2 separate regions of the Homo sapiens genome follow, and region 2 is linked to region 1. The links are chromatin loops, found by intact Hi-C in ENCODE. Cell type or tissue: dorsolateral prefrontal cortex. All regions are shown on one strand. Each heading gives the region's core, and the rest is flanking DNA. Links, peaks and the distances in the headings are about the cores only.

Region 1 (6,326 bases), core at 394-5,393:
CCATTTGGGCCCGTTCCTCTAAATGAACTCTAACAGTTACACTGGAAGGGACAGCTTCTTTAATGCCATTCTCTATTTCCCAATGTCAGATTTTAAAACTCAAGGGAAAGTGATATTTATGTCTTATATATGCTCCTGCCTATGATTGTTTTTAAAATGTAATTGAGGAACAGAGGGAAGAAAACACCCGCTATTAAAAGAATTAAGCCAGAGTAGCAACCTCTCCGTGGAAGGTTTTAGTATTCCTGATAACCTGCTCCTTGATTCCTGCCACCCAATTTCCCAATTTCCAAGCCAGAAGAAATGATCATTTAAACAACAAAAACATAATTTTTAAAAAATCAAGAAAATATAGGGGGTAATGGTAGGAAGCCTGTTTTAGTTTTTCTGTGCTAATAGTCTATCTTCAAAATTATAAGACTTCAATACAACTCACTGGACATAAGGGAAGACAGAGGGATAAACATAAACCTGTATTTTTGTCACATTTGACAGGTCAGACTGTTGGTTACTATTTTAAAGGGGCTTTGCATTTATTAAATATTCCATTTACATATACTGTCACAGGTCTGCATTTACAAATGCGCTGTTTTGCATGCATTTTCAGACTGAGAAAATGCAAACCTAATGGGCTCAGCTTCTTGACATTCCACCTCCTTCTCGGTGAAAGTGTTACTTTAAAAATCAACAGCTAAAAAATTAATTGGCCCAGGCGTTTTTAAAGCAAAGATCAGAACAAACGTTTACTGTTTCTTTTGAGGTCTGCACATAATTCAATATTTTAAAATTGAAAAATATGCTGCCTCATGGACCACACTGAGAATGTGGCCTTTGGAAATTTTGGAACAAGCAAATAAAAAAATTTTTAAAATGTAGGCAATATAGAAATGAAAGTAGTCAAAATATGCTCTTCATTGAATGCATCAACATTTCCAGCATTATGACCTATAAAGGTTATAGTTTTGAATGTATTTTAAAAGGTCAGAGCCCCAAGTTCTGGGCGGATGATCACCTTCTGGACAGTACCTAGTAGTTGATAATCTGTAGGATTCACGGTCTTTAAACCGTCATTGACAGGACAGCTCAGATGAGTTCTAGGGAAGCTATTATAGCCAGTTGGAGAAGTAATGCATGCATTTAAAATACATTAAGTATTGTTATGCAGCCATTCATTGCTTCCAACAAAATAAAATGTTTTATAAAACTGCCTGAACCGTGACCGGCTTCTGCCTAGCACGGTGTCTGGTGCTCAATAAATATTTAGTGAATGAAATAAGTATTTGCTAATGTTGATTTCTTTCTTTCTTTTTTAATGATAAAACCAAGCCTACAGAGCTGTTACACCTCTGAGCAAGTGGAAATCCATAGAGTAAATGAAAGGGTTTTGATTTGGGGGCTTACCATCCTGTAAGCTAAAATGGGTAGTCCTTAAGGTTGAAGAGTGGAAATGGATCAAGCAAGAAGTTTGCACCCTCCCCACTACCCCACGCCCTCCCAGAACTATTCTTAACCTGAAATAACACTCACTAGCTCAAGTTCAGAAATTCAAAACAAGAGCTGGGTGCAGGATAAGATTTCAACTTCAGTTTTTGCCCGGCACAACTGACTTTTGTACTTTCCACCCCAAGACTCCTCCCCGAGATCAGAGCTTTGTGCAGCCTCTTCTTAAGTTACAGGGAGTTAGAGCAAAAGGGCATCTCCCGTAATGGAGCTGCAAGGAATCCCTTGCTTAGGCGCTCACGGTTATCTCTCATTCTCCCTCTCCCTTTTTCCCCGGGAACGTGAAATGCTGAGATGGAAATCCTAGGGTGAAGATCTGGGGTCCATGAATGCAGACCGAGCAGAGCTGAGGTTTGAACGACGCCTGTCTGCGGGCAGCGGAGCAGGCGCTCCCGGGAGCTTGGAGGGCGGGGATGGGAAACCTAAGAAATGCCTGGAGCCGGGTTACAGAGCCGCCCCTCGGGCACACAGCGGCCGCAGCGGCAGCCAGGAGCTCGGTGCAGAGGAACAGGGGAGGATACGCGAAGCAAATAACCCAAGTCTCCATCGGACGCCTTAACATCACCGGGAGCTGCGCGCACCCCGCGCCTCCCCCATCCCATTCCCGAGGGCCCGGGAGTTGCAGGGCCTGGCACGGGGTATCCCCGCCGAAGTCGCCCTTTCCCCGGGGACGGCAGCAGCCTCGCTCCTCCCGGGTCTCCAGGATTCAATTCGTTGCCCGCTCCTAGCTTCCCTCTGCTCTGCGACGGCCCCCACTTTTTGTAGCCCCCAAAAGCACGCAGGACCCCACATCCCCAGGAGAGGCCCTGCGGTGTTAGGGCGAGGACAGAAGGGGGAGCTAGGGACGGCGCCTACGTCCTGCGGGGAACTGGGGTGGAGGGGAGGATGGGGGAAACGGGGCCTGCAGAGTCGCCCCTGCCTCTGTGCAGCGTGGAGGCGCCAAAAGCCGAGAAGGAAATGCTCTCTGCCTTCGCCCCCAAACTTCTACTGGCCCGGCTTGCAGTGGCGAACCCCTGCAGGTAGCCGAGCGTGTGGAGAACGCCCTGGCCGGGACCCCTCGGAGGCTGCGGGTGGGCGGGACTGCGGCGAAGGGGACCCCGGCCCGACCCCAGGCGCCACCCTCCGCGGCTGCCCCGTGCGTCCCAGGCCGGGTAATTAGGAGCCCAGCCAGGTGCGCCCCGCAGCCCTACACTTTGTGGGGCTCGACCATGGAAAGCGCCGTGTCATCAGTCTGCAGGGAGTTGCCAAATGACAGAGCTCCCGGCCGCCCCGGCGCCGGCGCCCCGAGTCTCGGCCGCGCAGCCCTGCCGGGCGCCCGCAGAGGAGGCTAAGCTGCAGCCCACGCGGCGGCCGCCGGGTGCCTGCTCCGGGTCTGCGGCGGCGCCCGTGCGGGCGAGAGAAGGAGGCCGAGCGGTCCCACCCGCCCTGCTCCGAGGGACCCCCGGGGTCCCGGCTGGCAGGGAAGGAGACCTGTTGAAAACTCTTAACGCCAACTTGAAAGACAATCAAGTCGCCCGAGCAAAACCCACTCTCCAATCTGTTTTCAAGTGTCATAAACGCTGCACTGCAGTAAGATTGCTGCTCCCTTAAATGGGCCAATAATTTCCAGCTCTCGCCCACAAATTCCCCCAACAGGGGATTTCAATGTAACGCAATTCAAATAAGTAAAAACCACTTTATTGCTTTTCGAAAATTCGCATGCATTTATTCCGCTTAAAATTTGATATAGGGCATTTTTTTTTGTATTACCATTTATCGCTTGCCAAGAAATAATTAAGAATAGGAGCTCGAAGATTAATTTTAAATAAAAAATCTTCTCAAATGAAAATGTCAGGTCATAAAAATTCCTTTTAAATAACAGCATATAAATCTTTGAAATTAACCATGTAATTACAATGTCTATCAACTTTTACCTTGAGCTTTGAGCCTCTCTTTTTAATCTCCCATTCTTTTTTAATGAATAGCTATTTTGAAATTAAAAAGTACTGTTCATTACACATGCCCCACTATAATAGGGTTTTTATCATATTTGCTGTATGTAAAAATACTTGCTACTTTGTAATTATTCACACGCCGATCCTTTCCTATATTGAGTGGAAAATAAAAAATGAAATAGAAGTCAAAGGTGCTTTAGAGCTGAATGATTTACACAATTCATTAAGGACGGTGATTTTTCAGTTAGCATCAGATTAAATGGTTACTTACTCTCAAATAGCCCTTGGGGACTTGAATTGCTGGGTAGCAAACAGATTAAAGTTTGCATTGAAAGAAAAATTGAATTCAGAGGTAATCAATAGCATAATAGGGGCAGTGAGTGGTGCCTGCTGCCTGAAATGAAATTACCATATTTTTAATCTTAATTTTCCACTCTGTTTATCTGACAGTGTGGATGTGCAATCCAAACAGATAATGAGAGAGTGGGATATTGACACCGCTGTCCTCTGGAGTGCTTGTTTTCAGTGATTAAATGCTGTGATCTGTGATTACTTTGTGCAGGGATGTCAGGGCTGCTGGCCAGAACCATGGGAGGGGCACTAGCTCAGCAGCTGTAGCTCCCGACTCTCCCAGGTCCTAATGTCTGAAATTCATTTTCCACCAGTAATATAGAAAAATAAAGATTACCTATTTATGTATATACTTTGGCTGCACAAATTACAATAGTTAATCCCATTATTATTGTTGTCCTGACTCAAAAACGTTTTAATTAGATCGATATGTAGTGAACCCTCTCTGTAAGTTCTGTATTAATGAGCTAACAAACTTGCTTCTTACAGGAAGAGGTAAGTTATAGAAAGCAATAGGTTGGGAAACTTTGAAGGGAAAGTGTATTGTCATTAGAGAAGCAGTAGAGAGGAGACTGGGGCATTGTTAAAGAAATCTAGCCCCAGAGGCTGTAATTATATAACAAGCTGTGATAATTTTAAAAAATGCAAATAGTTTTCTTTGGGTATTGGGAGAAAGTCTTCGTGTGCATTTAATCAAATTAATACCTCTAGCCAAGTAAAAATACCGAATCACAAAATTTTAAAGTTATATAAATCCTATATGCTCAAAATACAGTATCTTTGGATATCTAAATGCACCATGGTGATTAGTATAATCGGGATGAATACCTTATATCGAAGGCATTATTGCATTCTGCAGTGAGGAAATTTACAATGCTTCACGTTAGAGAACATATTATGGGTGCATCATTTGAATTTGAATTCACTTGACCCTGCTGTGTGAATAGATTTACATTAGATGATGGCTATCTACCATCTATACCAACAACCTGCACTGTCCAGCAAAGACACTGTGTAAAGTCTGCGTGTGTTTAGAGAATTTGGTAATTATGCATAGTTAATTAATTTATCCTCCCTTGATACATCTGTGTACCCAAATAAAAAGGACTGAAGAAAGGGTGATGGGCAGCACTGGCTATCTGATAATAGATTATTACACAGTATTTATTTCTCCAAATTGGAGAGTAGTCATAATACACAAGTAATGGTACCATACCTCATTCAATCTTTCCTTAACCTTGGCTGCAGGCATTGTCTTCAGTTCCTAGTGCACATAATAACTTTATTTTTTTCTCAATCATTTCTGATATGCAAAACTCTCTGGTAAGGGAAAGGGAGCCCTAGGCTAAGTACACAGAAATAAAGAGTGAAAACTCACTTTGTGAAAAAGGTGACTGAGCTCCACCACTGGGTGTGAATTCAAGTTTATCAATTCCGTAATTGGCAGCGTCCCACAAAAAAAAAAAAAAAAATCCCCAACTTCCTCAAATTCCCTAACTTCTCCAGTTCGACCCAACTGGTTGAAATTGGAAAGTTTTAATAAATTAATATGTTAACCATTGAGTGGCCACAGGCTACTCTGATCTTATCGCATGTATTACTGATAAAGAAACTGGAGAGGAAATCTATGCTCATAAAAATATTGACCAATGACTTTTGCTCAGTTTCATATTTTAAGCATAGACTAAGGAGATTCCTATGTGTTATATAAACCCACAATGAGAGTGGCACATCTCCATTTTACCACCTGCTTTAGATGTGCTCTGTATGCTGTGTTATTTTGTAAATTGTACATTGTAAAATGTAAAGACAGGTTACATGGGATCCACACAATAAATGAATATAATCGAGTCCCAAGGAATCTTTATCATGGTGCTGGAATAAGCTTAAAATTTTTGCTTAGAGTCTTTTTATTTTTTATTTTTATTTTTTAAATTTATTTATTTTTATTTTATTATTATTATACTTTAAGTTTTAGGGTACATGTGCACAATGTGCAGGTTAGTTACATATGTATACATGTGCCATGCTGGTGTGCTGTACCCCTTAACTCGTCATTTAGCATTAGGTATATCTCCTAAAGCTATCCCTCCCCACTCCCGAATCTTTTTTTAAAATCACAGAAAGATGTATCAGCCAGATTAACAGAATTTAGGCTGAGCCTTTCACATAGAGTTTCAGTACCATTTTGACAATTTATTCAGTATTCAGAAGAATCCATAAACTTGAATATAAACTACATACAGTCCTGTCTTTATTACAACAAACTCATCCAATTTTTTGATAACTTGTATTGTGTTCCCTAAAATTTTTTTTATCAATACTTAAACATGCTGATTCTCATAGCAATGGAATACGGCTGATATATATCCTTTGACATGGAAAGTAGTCAAAATGCTATTGGAACTTTTTCCCTATCTTCTGACTACCTCTGTAATCCAACTGAAACGTAGGTTTTCTAAGGATATAAAAGCCTTCCTCTACCCTTATACCTGCAGTCACCATTCGAAGTTTATTGAGCTTTAGAGCAGACAAAGACTG
Region 2 (6,326 bases), core at 673-5,672, 160 kb after region 1:
GAATGACCATAAAAAGCACACTTTGGGATTCTAAGTAGAAACTCTGTATAGCCCATCTAGCATCCAATAGGCTTTATTCTTTAAAAAAAAAAACAAAAACAAAAAAACCCACTGTTCTTCATTTTAATATAGAGTGATTTGAATACTCACTGTGGAAGGCAGAATAATGCCTTCACCCCCAAAGATGTCCATGCCCTAATCTCTGGAACCTGTGGATATTTTACCATACATGGCAAAAGAGACTTGGCAGATGTGATTAAGTTAAAAATGGAGATGGAGAGATTATCCTGGAGAGGTTATCCTGGATTCTCCAGCTTGGCCCCATCTAATCACATGAGTCCTTAAAATTGGAGCACTTTCCTTGGCTGTGGTCAAGGAGAGATGTGACAGTGGAAGAATGGTCAAAGAGATGCAATGTTGCTGTTTGAAGATGGAGGGAGGGGGCAACAAGTCAAAGGCTACAGGCAGCCCCCAGAAGCAGGAAAAGGCAAGGAAACGATTCTCACCTGGCGTCTCCAGAAAGAATGCAGTCCTGCCAACATTTTGGGTTAGCCCAGTGAGACCTGAGTCAGATTTCCAACGACCCGAGACAACTTTCCAACCGACAGAACCATAAGATATTTGTGGCAATTTGTTAAAGCTACAATAGGAATCTAACACACTCACTTTTTAGTTTTTGTATGCTTTACAGTTTCCAAATACTTTATCTCATATCTGTCTAGGTTTTTTAAATAAAATAAATGGAAAGCTTTAAGCAAAAATGAGTTCAAAATAGTAGAAAATTAGAAATGGACAATTTTCAGCATCCAGTGGTTGACTGGTTAATCTTTGTGTATGAAAAAGCTGAAATTTCCAAATGTGTCTGAGATGAAACAAAACAAACAAACAGAATACAAATCCAGAGAACATCAGTCTCTGATAAGTGGCTGCTTCCCAAAACTATCAAAGGCAATTTTTCTCGGAATATTTTTAAAGCTTACAATGAACTCTTTTATAATGTTACATTGCATATTGTCAGGCCTCTTTATAGCCCTGTTTTAAACTAGACCAGTGGCCTATGTCCTATTTTCTTTTCTTTATCCTTATATCCTCAAACAGAGCTTGTTTTCTCCTCTTCTTAGTAATTAACACTACCCAGTCTTCTCTGAAGGTGTTCTTCCCCCCGGTCTGGCTGCCAGATAGCTAGTCTCCCCATATTTCCCACTTCTTGTTCCCCTCTAAACACAAGCACTTGGTCTTATTTCATTTGCAGGGTTTTTCCCTCTAACTGCTACAGTGAGACAAAGAGGGCATGAAAAAATAAGCTATGTGGAAAAGGTCTTCCAGCATGCGGCTCCTAACTGATTAAAATCATGACTGCTGAGAAGTAAAGCTGAGAAGAAATAAAACGAAAGGATGACCGACACACGAGGGATGTGAAATTAAAATTTAATAATTGAGTCAAATCATAAGTAGCTGTGATGCTTGCGCGTGAATAGATGCTCTGTGTGTGTGCATGTATCATAACTCCAGTCCCGGACTTCTCTTTCTCCGTGGCAGAATTGTGTTATTACACAATGGCAACACTGGAAGAAGCCATAGAGGTCATTTTGTTCAACCCCCACATTTTGCCAAGGAAAGACTGAAAGCCAGACAGACAGAGACTTGTCTGCTTTTTGACTTCTTTTTCTTTGCTTTTGAATCTTTTCCCATCAGCCGCATATCAACCAATGATCAAATAAGATTATTCAGGCTGGGGTCATTCTATTCCTTATTCTTATTGACCATTACAATCTCTCCCTTTAATTCCTTTCCTTCCTATCTCATCTTTAACACTGTTAATCCATTTCTTTCATGATTTGCCTCTGCCTGATTTTTCTTTTATAGATAAACTGAGTCATCAGCAAGCATTTTGCTGGAAGTCAGCCTTGTTAAATGTCCAGTCTATTTAAGTGACTTTCTATTCTATCCTATCTGCTGGATCACAGGTTTTTGTTGATCAAACTTTCTTATCATGTCAAGTGTTAATCTTCTTTTAGTGATAGAGAAAGTGCCAAATGAAAGTACTTTGGAAAATGAATACATTGACCTGTCATTTCACAGTCCTCACGCAACCAAAGTCCTACTTGCCCTATAGGTAGGTACATTTCTAACTGAGAATGTGAAGGCCATGTACAAAGACTCCTGAGTCTCAGAAGTCTTGCAATCCTCAAAAAGAATTTTTTGAAAACATGGCAGGCCTGGCTATTTTACTATGGTGAAATATATCACTATGGTGAAATATATCACTATGGTGAAATATTACTATAGTCATTGCACTATAGGCAATCAACCCAAACTTGGTATAAAACATTATGGTAGCTAATATTCATTTAGTGCTTACAGTGTGCTAAGTATTATTTTAAGCACACTACACAGATTATCTAATTTAATCATCTGAGTTATGTGCGGTTATTGTTCCTATATCATGTATAGGAAAATGTGGGCACCAAGCGGTTAGGCCACTTGCCCCAAACCCAGAGGGAATAAACAGTGGAGCCAGGATTTAGAGAGTTAGGTGGAGTCTAGTCTCCTAACCCCTCTGCCAAACCACCTCTGATATGGGGGTTAACATGAGTCAATCCACACCCACACCTTGTATGTGGAAAGAGCGTCTTTGAAGGCCATGCCCTGTGGATAAGTGGAGACACCATAGTTTCAGGCTCCAATAAGCACATACAACAGTCTATATGGCACCTGAAGCAGGTAGGTGCCTTCCTTGTCTTGTAAAAACCCAAAGGAAAATATTCTAATGCCTCAGAACCTTCTGGCTGGCTCCACCATTCAGCAACGCTGTCAGGAAGAGTAGCTCTTACACGGCCCTCACAACTTTAGATCCACTTTATGATAAACTGGCTAATGATTAGAAAGAAGTGCATCTCAGAACTATCGGCCTAACTTAGATGACACAGACTTCTGGATCAGGTCTTGCCTTTCCCTGACTTTTTTGAAGTCTAGAGTCTCATTTTGCAATGGTTCAGAATTGGAACTGGACCACCTGCCTGAGGCTGCTTGGGCTGCCCACACAGCTTGTAAAAACTGTATGTAAACATGAAATGCAGCTGCAAAACAAACTTAGTTTTCCTCACAGGAAGTTATCCCCCTAAGGAATCAGGATTAGTGTGACAGGCTTGTGCAAACTGCTCAAATGAGGGTCATCTTTGGCCAAGTAGTCCACCATGTTGGAGTGTACGCTAATCAAAGTGAGGGTGGAAGTTTTCATCCATTTCTACACTTTTAAGCACCTCTTTAGAAATGCTTTTCAACCCATTTCTCCAGCAACTGCCTGTCTTACTAGCACCCGATCCATATTTCCAACGGGGACTAAAGCAAAACATATTTTCTTCCCTATGTTACTAAAGGGCACCAGCATCCACCAAGTTACAGAAGCCAAAAGCCTTGGAATTAACCAAAGCCCTTTTATACCTAATGTCAAATCCAATCCTAAGTACACATCCTGTAGATCTTACTGAAATGGCTCTTGAATCTGTCTCCTGTCCTCCAGTTTCACTACTCTTATACGAGGTCAAGTGTTGATCATGTCTATGCTGGACCAGTCCAATAACCTCCTTTAAATTTTTTTTTTTTGAGAGAGAGGGACAGAGTCTCACTCTATTGCCCAGGCTGCAGTGCAGTAGCATGATCTTGGGTCACTGCAGCTTTGACATCCTAGGCTCAAGTGGTCCTCCCACCTTAGCCTCCCAAGTAGCTGGGACTACAGGTGCACACCACCATGCCTGGCTAATTTTTTTTTTTCGTAGAAATCGGATTTCACCATGTTGCCCAGGGCTGTTCTTGAACTCCTGGGCTCAAGTGATCTGCCTGCCTTGGCCTCCCAAAGTGCTAAGATTACAGATGTGAGCCACCACACTTGGCCAATAACCTCGTAATTATCCTCTACCTCCATATCTTCTGCATCCAGTTAATTTTCTTCTCTATCCTTGGCCATTTTTCTCAAATCAAAATGTAACCGTGTCATTCCCATGCTTAATTACCTGGTGTGTTTCCCTGTGAACATAATCCAACAATTTTATGTAGCATGTGTCTTTTTTCACAATCTAGTTTTGACCTATATTTTGGCTCATCTCCCATCATTACTCTATGTCAGTTCTTTCCATACTCTCTCCCAGAGAAAATGCATCATTTCCATCATGAGGTTCTCATTTTGCCATTTGCTTATAGCATTAATCATATTGTAGCATATCTTTTTGTGTGTCTGTCTTTCCCATTTCTAAAGCATACACACTTCATGAAGGAAGGAACCCCATACTGTTCAGCACCACATCCACAACTGCCAAGCAGAGAATTTGATATTTTGAAAGTGCTCTTGAGGCTGGACATGGTGGCTCATGCCTATAATCCCAACACGTTGGGAGGCCAAGGCAAGAGGATCACTTGAGCCCAGGAGTTTGAGACCAGCCTGGGCAATATAGCAAGACCCCGTCCCTATTTTTTTAAAAAATAGAAAGTACTCAGTGAATATTTGCTCAATAAGTGAATAAAGGCAGTGTCACCTAATTTTATATTGGACATTATGAAAAATGTTTATATGTATAAGCAATAAATCAATATATGTATTGTGTATGTATATATATAGTATAGTGTATATACACACACACACACACACATACTACACATATATTGGTTAATCAATAATTGAGTATTTAGTAGGCAGTAGTAGGTCAAAAAATTATAAACTTTGGAGTCAGATACCTGGTTTAAAATTCCAGCATTGAGGCATACTAGCTAAGTGATCACGGGTCAGTTAAACTCTTCGGTATATTTTTTCATTTTTAAAATGTGGATCATAATACAACTCATGGCATGCGGGTGACAAATAAAGTCAAAATGAGGCAATTTGCCTAAGTGACAAAGTTGGTTTTTAACAAATGACAGTGTGGCAGAGCAACTCTTGTGTGCTAACTCGAACAATCTGCAGCTTTTGCAGTCCTTTCTAATCCTAAACTTGGGGTTTAACTAAATTGGGCACTCTCTAGCCAGACTCTTAAGAGGAAAAGAAGCTCGTTTATAAGTTAAATTGGAGAACAAGATTAAAATGGCTAAAATTAACTAGATTCCCATTTTCCGACACATGGCTCCAGGGTAAAAAACTGTCAGAGATTCAGGTATTTCCACTGGGGTGATAGTATTTTATGATGGACCTGATAGAAGGGGATCATGTGGAGCAGATCCCCGTATTTTCTCTGCAAGAAGCAGTAAAATGTTTAAGATTTTGGGTTCTGGAGCCAGACTGCTGGGTTCAAGCTGGATAAGCATGGGAAGTTTCTTAAATGCTGCCTCAATTTCATCATCTGTAAACTGGGGCTAAAAGGAACACCTAATTCATAAAGTTGTTGGGAAGACAAAACAAACAGTATATGAAGTAAATGCCTAGTGTATAACAAGTGCTCACTAAATATTATTTATGACTTCAGTGGCTATATCATTTATCATCACATTGGGACAGCTTTGAGAGTAAAAAGGTGTGTTATTAAGAATGATGGCAGCACCTTAGGATTAAACTGGAATTTTCCCGGTCAGACCAAGATGCACGGTCACACTGGCTGCGACGATGTGGTTAATATGATGATGATGGTGTCATGCAGTGCAAGCTGGAGGTACTTCCCTTTTAGCCTTTAGCATGTCCAACTGACACACCAGCTCCAGTTGGAGTTCAGGATTCACACGCATCTTCCTTGTCTCCATTATTCCCCACCAAGCATCATCAACCATTAGCTGCTACATCAAGCCAAAGGGAAACGCAAAACGTGCTTTTTTCCTCCTGAGACCCAAGCAGAAAAGAGGAGGTTTAATTATTACTGTATTAAATCAACGACTTCATTTTATTTGGGGAGTCCAGTTTGATAAATCACAATATTGTGGCTGAGACCTGCTGACCTGCACAAATTTGCCCGTTAACTCACAATTCACATGTATTATCTAAATTTCTGAACTTTATTTTTTGTAGAGATGGGGTCTTGCTATGTTGCTCAGGCTGGCCTTGAATTCCTGGCCTCAGGCAATCCTTCCTCCTTGGCCTTCCAAAGTGCAGAGATTACAGGTGTGAGCTACTGTGCCTGGCCTTACTGAACTTTAATAGCTTTGGGTATGGCCATGGATCCTTCTTTTTTTCCTCTTTTCCTTTATTTTTGTTAAATTATGGCAGAAAACCAAATACAGAGGGAAATTCCCAAACACAGGCTGAAACTTGCTTAACCAATTTTATCCAACTTACAGTGTCAGATAATCACATCAAGAAAGTCAGTAGCTATTAGTTTTACATTATTTAGTAACCACCTACCTATATA

Evidence for each region. Hi-C counts contacts between places; a loop is a spot of excess contacts. Peaks named below come from ENCODE experiments on the same cell type or tissue, not always from the same donor. Only the 100,000 strongest peaks of a DNase experiment are listed, where the experiment ranks them.
Region 2: it touches region 1 in a loop (2.0-fold over the local background); 2 of 110 quality-filtered maps call a loop at or near these places.

What each region holds. Positions count from the first base shown.
Region 1 is chr13:94,964,256-94,970,581 of GRCh38, reverse strand. No RefSeq gene overlaps it. Among named protein-coding and RNA genes, the nearest start is that of LINC00557, 7.4 kb to the right of the region's middle. RefSeq lists enhancers at 2,986-4,320, 3,017-4,372. In dorsolateral prefrontal cortex, for the core only: a CTCF peak has its summit at 2,334 (motif pointing right); DNase peaks (open chromatin) are centred at 2,591 and 2,721; H3K4me3 peaks cover 1,703 bases; H3K27ac peaks cover 2,322 bases; H3K27me3 peaks cover 5,000 bases.
Region 2 is chr13:94,801,797-94,808,122 of GRCh38, reverse strand. All of the region lies in intron 2 of LOC101927284 (a long non-coding RNA gene), which reads right to left. Among named protein-coding and RNA genes, the nearest start is that of SOX21-AS1, 92 kb to the right of the region's middle. In dorsolateral prefrontal cortex, for the core only: no CTCF peak of the experiment used is centred there; no DNase peak of the experiment used is centred there; H3K4me3 peaks cover 718 bases; H3K27ac peaks cover 729 bases.